Regions from separate parts of the Homo sapiens genome. Here regions 1 and 2 are each linked to region 3. A link is a contact called in ENCODE Hi-C or POLR2A ChIA-PET data. All regions are on one chromosome and are shown on one strand. Each heading gives the region's core, a stretch centred on a gene start or an enhancer-like site at or near the end of the contact. The rest is flanking DNA. Distances are from core to core; before and after follow the strand shown. Region 1 holds the start of PPP2R1A (protein phosphatase 2 scaffold subunit Aalpha). Region 2 holds the start of SCAF1 (SR-related CTD associated factor 1). Region 3 holds the start of CLEC11A (C-type lectin domain containing 11A).

The links. A loop is a pair of places that touch in the nucleus more often than their neighbours do. ChIA-PET counts read pairs that join two places held with the same protein, here RNA polymerase II (POLR2A). Pooled maps may share reads with other maps.
Region 1: a pooled map shows a loop between it and region 3 (4-fold over the local background). The contact joins the promoter of PPP2R1A here to the promoter of CLEC11A in region 3. A Hi-C loop is called at or near these places in 1 of 50 pooled maps. POLR2A ChIA-PET finds 5 or more read pairs at or near these places in 3 of 52 experiments (HepG2, activated CD4-positive, alpha-beta T cell and naive thymus-derived CD8-positive, alpha-beta T cell).
Region 2: a pooled map shows a loop between it and region 3 (22-fold over the local background). The contact joins the promoter of SCAF1 here to the promoter of CLEC11A in region 3. A Hi-C loop is called at or near these places in 5 of 50 pooled maps. POLR2A ChIA-PET finds 5 or more read pairs at or near these places in 2 of 52 experiments (activated CD4-positive, alpha-beta T cell and activated T-cell).

Annotation. Positions count from the first base shown.
Region 1 is chr19:52,188,571-52,192,084 of GRCh38, reverse strand. PPP2R1A (protein phosphatase 2 scaffold subunit Aalpha) reads right to left here and starts at 2,033. Exons shown (of 15, transcript NM_014225.6): 1 at 1,911-2,033. The coding sequence starts at 1,988. RefSeq lists enhancers at 1,818-2,057, 1,508-2,475, 2,388-2,607, 2,618-2,667, 2,698-2,827 and 2 more.
Region 2 is chr19:49,640,235-49,643,916 of GRCh38, reverse strand. It overlaps SCAF1 (SR-related CTD associated factor 1), which reads right to left and starts at 1,708. Exons shown (of 11, transcript NM_021228.3): 1 at 1,675-1,708. RefSeq lists silencers at 1,498-1,787, 3,648-3,682 and enhancers at 1,818-2,167, 2,278-2,377, 1,918-2,587, 2,588-3,257, 3,258-3,682.
Region 3 is chr19:50,721,970-50,725,979 of GRCh38, reverse strand. It overlaps CLEC11A (C-type lectin domain containing 11A), which reads right to left and starts at 2,616. Exons shown (of 4, transcript NM_002975.3): 1 at 2,308-2,616; 2 at 1,889-2,075; 3 at 1,379-1,570; 4 at 272-958. The coding sequence starts at 2,454. The coding sequence ends at 513. RefSeq lists silencers at 1,048-1,107, 1,148-1,267.

The DNA of each region.
Region 1 (3,514 bases), core at 784-3,283, 1.5 Mb before region 3:
CATGCCCTATATATACCCCATCTCTCTTATTTTTATTTGTCTCCCTAATGCTTATCCCCAGTATACTCTGTTTATTGTCTGTCTCTCCTCACTACAAAATAAACTCCCCAAGGCCTAGAGTTTTTTCTGTCTTGTTCCTGCTATATACCAGTGCTTAGAACAGCGCCCTGCACAGAATAGAGGCCCAATTCAATATGGATTCGCTACCACTACATCCTATTTGTTTCCTTCCCATCACTTTTCAAACACTCATCTATTCAGCTCTGCTGACCTGTTTCACATCTGGATCCTGTATAGCAACTGGTGTCTCCACTATATCCCCAGCATCATATCTCATACATGGCATATATTTACTGAACAAAAGAATTCATACAACCGCCCTATGAACTAGGTAATTAACCCCATTAAAGAGAAGAGGAAACAGGCCTAGAGAGATTAACTAACTTGCCCTTGTCAATCAGTAACAAGTGGAAGGGCCGGGAATACAACCACAACCTGTATGCCACCAGAAACAGTGATATACCAGGAACCTAGGAGGCGAGACCCACGTTTGGCAGGTTACCCAGTGCACCTTGTCCAATTTTATAAATGGGAAAACAGACCTAAAGGGAGGATGGGACCTCTTTAATCACCACTCCCAATAATTACAGCTAATATTTATCGAGCCCTTACAACAGGCCTGACACCATTCTACTTTTTATTTGTGTCATAATTCGTTCAGTCCCTCACAAGTCCCTCCAGCAAGACCAGGACTACAATTAGCCCATATTTTATGGAACACAGAGACCCAAAGCGGTGAAGTAATTTGCACAAGGTCACACAGCAGGTGGGAGGTGGACTTGCAGTTCTAACTGTTCTCAATCCCACACCAGCCCGGCTCAGAGCCTTGGGTCACCTCATCCCATAACCAGGAATGTTCATCCGGGCTGGGCGCGGTGGCTCACGCCTGTAATTCCAACACTTTGGGAGGCCGAGGCGGGTGGATCGCTTGAGGTCAAGAGTTCCCGACCAAGCCTGGCCAACATGGTGAAACCCCGTCTCTGCTAAAAATACAAAAATTAGTCGGGCGTGGTGGCTCGCGCCGGTAATCGCAGCTAATTAGGGAGCTGAGGGGCGAGGATGGTTTGAACCCGGTATGCAGAGGTTGCACTGAGCCGAGATCGCGCCACTGCTCCCCAGCCCCAGCCTGGGCGACACAGAGACTGTCTCAAAAAAAAGAAATAAATAAATGTTCATCTGCTTAGCAAATCCCTCAACCCCTATCCTGGTCAATGGGAGGATCCGGGGAGATGGGGAGGCGGGTTTCTACAACCTAATTCGCTCCTAAACTTGGCTAGTCCCCACCTTTGGTGGGGGGGTGTTTTTGCGTCCCCGTCCTCTTAGGACACCTAAACCAAAATGAGAGGCGGAGGAAGAGCAGGAATTAGGATGGCAGGCCTTCGCCTCTCGGTCCCCACTTGGCCCAGCAGTCGAAACCCAGAAAACAAAAAAACCTTCCCAGGTCCCGACCCACCCGGCGGCCCTCCCCTACTTGGAGCAAGTCATGCGCGCCCCACATCCCCAAGAGGCCATTCAGAGGCCGCCGCCAATCACGGAGTCCTCCTCTCTCCCAGACCCAGTCCGCAGACCCCAGCCCTGGCCACAACCTCCCAGGACCGCGGACCGCCGCGCGCACAGGGCAGGCCCGGGACCCTCGAGGCTAGCGCTGGCCCCCGCCCTCCACTGGGCCGACACCCAATCGGGAGCGCCGTCTCAAGGAGTCCGGGCAACCGGGGAGATAAGAGACGCACGCTGATTGGCCGTCGCCCCCTTCCGCCACTCCCAGCGAACGCTGAGTCTTCTCCGCGAGGGCCGCCCGTGCCCCCAGGTACCCCTCCGCGTCTTCCCCAAGTCCCCCGTAGCCTCCGGACCTGAACGTCCTCATTGCGGAGTTCGTCTATGAGCACCGCGATGGGGTACAGCGAGTCGTCGCCGTCGGCCGCCGCCATCTTGGCTCCGTCCCTTTCCTGTCAGACTGCGGCCAGCGCTGTGCTGAAACGTGGGGGGGGCAATGCTGGGAGAAGAAGGAAGGGCGGGCGTGGGGGCGCCCGAGCCAGTTTACAGGGGCTGCTCCACGGCCATTGGCCGCGCTACCCAGGGCTAAGCTCGCGTTTCTTTGGTCCGGACTTGTGAAGTCCCGCCCACTTCCGATTTGCCATTGGTCGAGTGAACAAGATTTGACTAGTTTGAGCCTAGGAGAGGGGGAAGAAAGCGGAAGTTAGCCGTGTCCTAGCGACCAAGATTGTACCCGCCCTGGTCGCTGCTAACAACGACCGAGACGAGCAGTAGTTTCTAGCCAATGAGGGGCGACATGGGGAGGAGGCTAAGCCTGCCCTTTCTTGAGTCCCCGGGAAGGCTTCTGCGCGTGCGTCGGTGGTAATACGTGACGTCCTGTGGGGAGCTGGAGGGTGTGCAGGTTTTGGGTTACCAGGCCGTGGTTCCGCTGGCTGGCTGGCTGGCTCTCCGCGCCGTTGCGCGGCAGGAGGAGGGAGTGAGACTTTGATTTGTGCTTGATTTATGCCAAGGCCCAGAGAAGGGAGCGACTTGCCCTTCTCTCTTTTTTCTTTTTCTTTCTTTTTTTTTTTTTTTTTTTTTTACTTTTTTAAAGACAGGGTCTCGCTCTGTTGCCCAGACTGTAGTGCAGTGGCAGGATCTTGGCTCACTGCCGCCTGGACCTCCCCGAGCTCAAATGATCCTCTCGCCTCAGCCTGCAGAAATAGCTGGGACTATCGGCGCGCGCCGCTAGGCCCGGCCAATTTTTAAAAAAATGTTTGTGGAGACCGAGTCTCACTGTGTTGAGCTCAGTTGCCTTGCTGTTTGGATGAAACCCAAGCCCCTCGGGCTGGTATTCAATACCCTGTCTAGGCGCGTCTCCCATCTGTTTTTTACCTTTTATCTGATGTCCTGGAGAATTACAGCTGCCTGAGCACTTCTTGCGTTTTCATGCCAGCAAGCCTCCTTGCCCAAGCTGTGCGTTCTGCTAGGGGTGCCTTTCATATTCACTTCTGAGATCTCTGCATAAATGCCTCCCCTTTACTCCCTTTCCTCTCTGTCTTCAGGCTCTGTTCTCTAGGCTTCCAGAGCCACAGAACCCCTCTCTCTGTCTCTCCAGTCCCATCTATCTCTCTGTCTCTCCAATCCCATCTCTCTCTCTCTCTCTCTCCAATCCAATCTCTCTCTCTGTCTCTCAATCCCAGAGCCTGGGCTGTGACTATGTATTCGAATTTGTTTCCTCCATAGAGTGGGAGCAGGATTGGATCTGACTAATCTCTGTTTTTAACCTCTTCAACACAGCCCTACCCCCCCACCGCAATCTTAGGACCACTCTAACTGAGGGAGTTGAATGGGGATGGGAAGGCCTGGGATGCTCTTTCCTCCTTTATTCTGCTACTTGAAGGGCTAGGCTGAGCTAGCACTCTGACAGATCTGAATACCCACAGCATCTATTTCTTTTTTCTTCTTTTTCTTTTTCTTT
Region 2 (3,682 bases), core at 459-2,958, 1.1 Mb after region 3:
GTCCTGTTCTAGATCCCATATAGATTTTCAAACCATGCCAAGCCTCCATATTCAGCCTCCCAGCTCCACCTAATTCCTAACTTCCTAAGACACACCCAACCCTGATAGTCTATTACATCCCAGCCTCTTTCACCAATACTCAATAAGCTCAGCCCCAGTTCCTGGCCCTGGAACTGCTCTCCAGCACCTCCCGGGGAAGCACATGCTACCTACAACAGTGACTGTCACATATCAGAAGCTTAATCAACATCTGCTGACTACAGGCTGAGGGATCCCCAAACCCTCTGCAGTATACAAAGATGCTTGCTTGCTCATTTAGAAAGCACCAGGCTTCGCAGACACACCCTCAGCTACTGAGATCTTCTGAACAGAAGAATGCTCTGCAGATACTGCTAGGTCCTATCTGGATCAGTGGTTTCCCCAACAACAGGGTCATATACCAGTTTAGTGCTTCACAAATAGCTTGTTTTAAAAAGTAAATAGAACAAAATAGTTCTTCACAGCACAGCACAAGTAGTAAGTGGAAATGTCAATTCGTGGAAGGTGAGTTAATGTTAATACATTATGTTATATAATGTTAAATACATTATGACTGTCTGTACCAGGTCTCAATGAAAAAATGTATCTTAATGCAGATCACGGTCAACATGGCCCAGGTTTCCCCTTGAAAAGCACTGTAATAGTGGGTCTAGATGACCCTCCAGACTCTTCCAGACTAATGTAGATTAATTCTAACTCTCTCAATAACCCCCAGGGTAATGCAGAATCTTAAAACATTTTTCATTTGAATTACTGTCTGAAGGGCAAGTATATCTAAGCTGGGCAAAATTTCCTCATTCTCTTTCCGTATTATTATTCGCCACAAGCTGCTCTGACCCCAAAGGCATTCGAATTTGCTCCAGGCATCAAAACTGCATTCCTGCAGTCACATTAAAGCCATCTAGATGGTTCCAGGTCCTTCTAACTGCCCCCAGCCTCCTGTCACCCATTATTAGACACTACCCATACCTTGGAGACCCCAGACCCTCAGTACATCTCAATATTTGGCGCCCTTCCCTGGTGGGCATAACCCAACCCCCTAGGGGGCCCTAAATGACTTCTTAGCCCTTGAACACTCCTTCTAGGCCTGATAAATGGCCCCAGACTTATGCAGACCAGTTGCATCCTCAGGCCAGCCCATGCAGACACTTTCCAGCCCTAAAAGACATACCCCAGGCCTCTAGATGGCTCTGAAGATACTCTTCAGGTCTTGCAGACCCTCCTTCACCCCTGGGACATATCTCAAGATCTCAAGATGGCCCCAGAACCCTCTAACCAGACCCTAGCCTCCGGTCAGCCCAAAAAGACAATCTACAGTGTCTACAGACACGATCCAGGCCAGCTGTGTGATGGAGGGCAGGCCTTAGGCTCGGTCTAGGCCCAGAGACGCCCCAAGTCCTCTCGGAGACGCCCCATAGACGCCCCCAGGAACCCACGGATGCGTCCCGGGGCCCTGAGAAGGCCCCCCTCTCGGCGCCAGGTTTCGCCGCAGCTGCCGGGCCCGAGACCGCCCCGAGAAGCCCTCTAGGACCCGTGGCTTGTGGGGAGGACCCCGGGACAACTAGCGACCCAACTCCGCCCCGCCCACCCCAATAGGCCCGAGCCCCGCGGCCCGGACTGCCGCCGCCATCTTACCCCGCCGCTCGGGCTGCGGCTCCGGCCCCGGCGCGGGGCGGGGCGGGCTGGGGCGGGGTTCGTGAGCAAAGGAGGAGAGAGGCGGAGCTAAAGCGCCGCCGAGCTTGCCGGGATTTCAAGTACCGAGCACGGCGACGTGAAGGCCGGCGGGAAGGCAACCGCACTCGGTTTCCCAGAAGCCAATGGGACACATGGGGCGGGGTCCGCGCGATGCACGCCGGGAGGCGTAGTCCGCGCACCGCCTCTGTCGCGCGGGGACAGCTAATGGGGTGAGAGGTGAAGTGGGCGGGGCCGCGGTAGCCCGCGATGACGCCCCACAGTGCCCTGCGCGCGCGCGGAAAGGGTGGCGGAACAGGAGGTGACGTAAGAGGCGCCAGGCAGAACAGACGCAAGGGAATTGTAGTCCGGCGGAGTGAGCACGACTTGCTGGATGTTGTGCTGCCCACATTCTGGGGCTCTCAGAATCCAGATCCTCTAGGCCCCCCTAAATTTAGAACCAGACGGGATGCAGTGGCGCACACCGTAGTCCCACTCGGGAGACTGAGGCGGAAGGATGGCTTGAGCCTAGAAGTTAGAAGCCAGCCTAGGCAATATAGGGAGACCCCGCCTCTAAAAAAATAAAAATAGGCCAGGCGCGGTGGCTCACGTCTGTAATCCCAGCACTTTGGGAGGCCGAAGCAGGCGGATCATCTGATATCAGGAGTTCAAGACCAGCCTGACCAACATGGTGAAACCCAGTCTCTACTAAAAATACAAAAATTAGCCTGGCGTGGTGGCTAACGCCTGTAATCCCAGCTACTCGGGAGGCTGAGGTAGGAGAATCGCTTGAACCCGGGAAGCGGAGGTTGCAGTGGGCCAAGATCGCGCCATTGCACTCCAGCATGGGCTACAAGACGGAAACTCCGTCTCAAAAATAAACAAATAAAAATAAACTTAGAACCTAGAAGCCCGACCCCATAGCCGCCTCGTTCAGTACAGAGAAGTCTGAATTCCGAATCCTCTCACTCAGAGCAGTGTCCAGACTCCTATTTCCCTCCTCCCTCCGACTCAGGAGTCTGATTCTTCCTTCCTCGGATCCAAGAGTCGGTCTCCCAGACTAGTCCTGGTCTCAAGCTCTCACATACGAATTCGGGTCCCCCCAAGCCAGTGCCCTCGCTCGGATCCAGAATCCTGGGTCCCCAGCCTCTCCAATTCCTGGACCTAAGAGTCCAGGCCCCCGGCTCCCTCCTTTACCGAACCTAGTACGAAGGAACCTGTCTACCTTCCTCCCTGACACCCTCCTCCCCAGGACCCAGGAGTCCACATCTCCAGCCCCATTTTCTCCTAAGGACCCAGGAGTCTGGGCCCTCTGCTTCCTTCTCCTTCAAGACCCAGAAATCCTGGCCCCAGGCTCTTCATGACCCAGGCATCCCTACTTGGGCGAGCTGGCTCATGGATTAGGAATGCAGTGATCTCACGGCCCCTCCCTGCCCCGTTACCCTGCTGTCCCCCTCTAGGGCCCCACTCTCCTCCCAGTCTGTCTTCCGCTTGGCTGGGACAGCGGGAACCGGAAGCCTGGGTCCCTTAGCGGGCGGAGACTCTAGCTTCTAACCCAGACGCCGGGGTCGAAAGCTTGGCTAGGATCCCAGGAGGGAGGTGGAGCTACTCCTCAAAACCTGCTGCTTCCTCGGAGCGCCCTATATACGGCCGCGCGCGCGAGTCGACGAGCTCCGCCTACCATACTAAGGCCTCGGAGACGATGCCCCAAGCAGCAGTGTCACAGGGGTCCTTATTTGCATAGCCCCTCCCCTGAGGAACTTTCCGCCCCGTCTGCTGAAAGAATAAATTCTTATTAGCATAGCCACGCCCACAGACCGCCCTCCCGCTGAGAGCGCGTGGCGCCGCTCAGGGCAAAGCACAGGTCTCTCATTAGCATAGCCCCGCCTCATTCGGAATTCCCCTTCGCAGCGAACGCCGTTCCCTTTCCCTTATTAACATAGCTCCTCCCTTTCTTTGGCCCGTCCCCCTC
Region 3 (4,010 bases), core at 1,367-3,866:
GTCCCAAAGGCCGAGAGAGAGGGCACGATGGAGGTGAAGGTGTCTACAGCGTTTGTACGCGTGTACTCCGGCCATCTGTGCACAGAACAGATGACCGTGTGTACATATGCACCTGTGTTTCTCCATCACTCCATCTGGGGCTCAAATGACATCTGTAAAAAGCAGAACAGGCATCCAAAGGCCAGGACACGCGCCCAAAGACCAGGGTCTGGCCCTTCCCGGCTTCCCCTGCAGGAGATAAAGTCCAAGACTGCCTTCACTGCCCCTCAAGTCAGATTCCACAAGGATTTATTGGCACCGGACCTAGCCTGGTGCCCGCCCCTTCAAGGAAAGACACTAACAAGGAGGAGTGCCGGCACCGCAAGAGCCCTCCCAGAAGCGCCCAGACTGGGGGTCGGGGAGGACGCTGCCATTCGTGGCCAGGAAGGGAAGGGAGATTCCGGAGGAGGGTGGGCACGGCGCAGGGAAAGGCCGGGTGGTGGGATGGGCAGGGAGGCGGGGTACCGGCCCCGCTAGAAGGGGAACTCGCAGACGTAGTAGAGACGCCGCTGGCAGTCGTGGTCCCACCAGGAGCCGTCGTCAGAGGCCTGCGCCACGCAGTTCTCGAGCGTGCCACCGTTGGGCTGGTCCGGGCTGAGCGGATGCGGCGAGGCGCTGGGCTGGGCGCCGAGCTCGGGGCGGGGTGAGCGATGCCAGGCGAAGAAGGACACGCGCTGGCCGTTTTCGAAGAGGTAGAGGCCCTCGGCGCGCCGATCGTGCACGCCCAGCCACACGGGCCAGTTGTAGGGAGCGAGCGCCGCGCGCAGGTACCGAGTGAGCGCCTCCATCTGCTGGCGGTCTGCCGGCTGCGCCAGGCTCCCGCCCCGCGCCGTGCACCGCGCCTGCGCCGCCGCCTGAGCTTCGAAGTCGCGCGAGAGCAGGAAGCACTTGTGGCCCAGGCGCAGCCCCTTCAGGCAGCCTGTGGGCGGGGCCGGGTAGAGAAGGAGGCGGGGTCATGCATTCAGAGTCTGGAAGGGGGCGAGGACAAAACATCCGGGGGTGGAGGGAGGCGGGGCCAGGAACTCATGGGGAGGGCTGGGAGGAGGCGTGGTCAGAACCGCGGGAGCCAGGAGGTGGAGAGTCTGGTCCGCCAGGGGCGGGGCCAGGCGGTGGGAGCTGGACTGTAGGGGGCGTGGTGCTGCCCCAGTCGGGTCCGCGCGGGTCTGGAGTGCCCACCCGCTCCCTGCATTCAGCCTCCCAGCTCTCTAACCCCGTCCGCTAGCACACAGCAGCTCTCCCGAACTCTCCCGCCCCGGACACCTAGGGTCACCTTCTCAACCAGTCCCATTCCTGGCCCAGATAGTCTCATTTTTTTCCACCCCGCGCGCCGCGGACTCACCCTCCAAGCGGCCGTGCTCGCGCTCGGCGCGACCCTGCGCCTCCTGCAGGGCTTGCACGGCATCGCGGGTGTCGCCTGCCGCGTTCCGCAGCTGCCGCAGCCCCTGGGTCAGCTCGACCACGCGGGTGTCCAACGCGTGCAGACGGACGTGCAGCTGGTGCAGGCCTGCGTCCAGGCCGGCCAGGCGGCCCACTGCGGACAGACAGGGATCATGCTGGAGGGGGAGCCTGGAGATGCAGCGGGGGGCCTGAGGACCTGGAGAACTGGGATCTAGGGCTCCTGAGGGCGGGGTGGCGGTGGGGGGGGCACCCCGGACTCCTGGAAGGTAGGGTCGAGTGGCCCAGGCCTTTAGGAGGCATGGCCGTGGACCTGGGGCTCCTAGGGGTGTGGGGGCTCTGGGCTGGGCAATGGACAACTGAAAGGCCACTTGGCAGTGAACCGACCCTTCATTTTTGCGAAAGTGACCGCGGCGGCCTAGGAGTTTGGGGGTGAGGGCTTCTGGTTACTCACGGATGTAAGTGACGATGTCCTCAGGGGTGGGAGAGGGGCTGGGGCCGGAGGATGGGGTTGGCGTTGCTTCCTCCTCCTCTTCCTCCCCCTGGTCCTCCTCCATCTCCCAGTCCTCTTTTCCCTCAACAGTTCCGGCAGGATTCTCATCCCCCCTCCCAGCAGGCAGTCCTAGGGCTTCCTGCAGATGCTGGGGCAGGGGAGGGGTGGTGAGCCCCAGCCTGCCACCAAGATGCCCCATTCACCCCTTTCCAACTCATAACTCATTCTCTGCTGCCTGAGTCCTGTCTCTGAGCCCATCACCCTCCCACTCCTCTGAGACTATCCCAATCGCTCCTCATTGTCCATTTCCCTAACCTTGCAATACCCCCTCCCAGACCCACAGTTCACCACCCATAGCTCCCTGACACTCCAGAGCTCACCTTCAGCATCAGGGCCTCCCTCTCCCGCTCCTCCTCCTGGGCACCTCCCCAGCCTCCCTCCCACTCCCTCTCTGCTCCCCGAGCCCCATGGCCAAAGCCCAAGAGCTGGGGGACCACCAAAGCCCCCAAAAGCCAGGCTGCCTGCATTAAGCTGGACTCTTGGCACCCAAAGTTCCAGATGTCTGGATGTCTGGGGTGGGAGGGGTGGCCTCTGGGAACTGCCGAGTGCCCCTGCCCTGTGTGCAGGTCACTAGCCCCCAGGTTCCCGATTCTCCCAGCTTCTCTCTTCCTGTTCCTCTCCTCGTCTCTGTCCGGTCCGTTGGTCTCCTCTGCTTCTCTGTGTGTGTCTCTCCCCGCCCCTCTTGGCTCCCCGGAGGCCCTGCCTCTGTGGCCGGAAACCTCCAACGTTCCAAAGCCTAGATCCCGCCTTGGGTCTCCTCGCACACCCTCCTCTTTCCACTTTCCAGAGCTCGCTTCCGCCCTGCTCTTTCCTTCTGCTGTAGCCCAAAGATCAGATAATCAGGAAGAGGATGGAGCTGGCTCTCCAAGGAATCTTGGAAAACACAGGCCCCGGCCTCAGCCCAGGAACCCGCTCAGAACCATCTCGGCAGTGGTGGGATGCTGGGACCGAGCACTGCTCCCTTCTTCCCTGCCTGGCCATTCCTAAGGAGGGGCAGACCTCAGGGTCTCGCTGAGGTTGTTATTACCCTGTGGCCACCATCGCCTGCACACTCAATGGAGGAGACTCCAGGGCCCCTCCTGCCCCCTAGATTGCCCATCCTACCCTCCAAGCCCTTGTCTGGAGATCCAAGTGAGTGTGTGTGGGGGCAGGGTGACACATGTGAAGAGCACGCGTGTGACTGTGTGCATGACCCTGGAAGACGGGGCTCGGGGATTAATTGGCCACTTTACTAGAAGCCTCCTGCAGGCCAGGCTGTGGGCTGGGTGATGCTGGGGACTCCAGCTGCTTGCAGACCAGCAGCCAGATAGCTCCGGGGATGAGGGGGCTGGAGATGGGAGAGGGTGAGGAGTCTGGCGGAGCAGTCAGGGAAGGTTTCTCCAGGAGGTGAAATCGACAGACGCTAGGTTGTGTGCTCAAGGAGCTCTGAGCATTCAGCAAGCCACCTCATTTCAGCCTGGACCACTGCAGTCTCGCCCTCCCCCTCCTTCCTCCTGAGCCCCTCCAATCCCGGCTGCTTGCCGCAGCCAAAGCAATCCTTCCAAACCATAAATCAGATCACATCACTCCCCACTCCCCTGCTCCCCCACCTTCCCATCATAAGCAGGAGGGAAGCCAAGCCCGGGCCTCAGTCCTCAGCGCAGCCTACCATGCTGGGGGCTGGGAAGGAAGAACCCTTTGCACCTCTGCAGCCTCATCACCCCCATTCCCTTCACCCACCCCCAGCCTCCACCTTCCCTGGCCTCTTGGCTCATCCCCAAATACTAAGCTGATTACAACCTCAGAGCATTTGCACTAGCCCTTTCCTCCTTCTAGAAGCCTCTTTCCCCAGCTCCTTCTCATCATCGAGGTCTCAGCTCCAGGAGGTCTTCCCCAACCACCTTATCTATTCCGCAAGTTACTTTATTAAAATGCCCCATTTCATCTTTTTGGTATAATCAAGACTGGCATGATCTTGTTTGTTTATGTCTGTTCCCTGCCAATGAAAGCAGGGATTTTTATGCACTGATGCATCTCCTAGCAC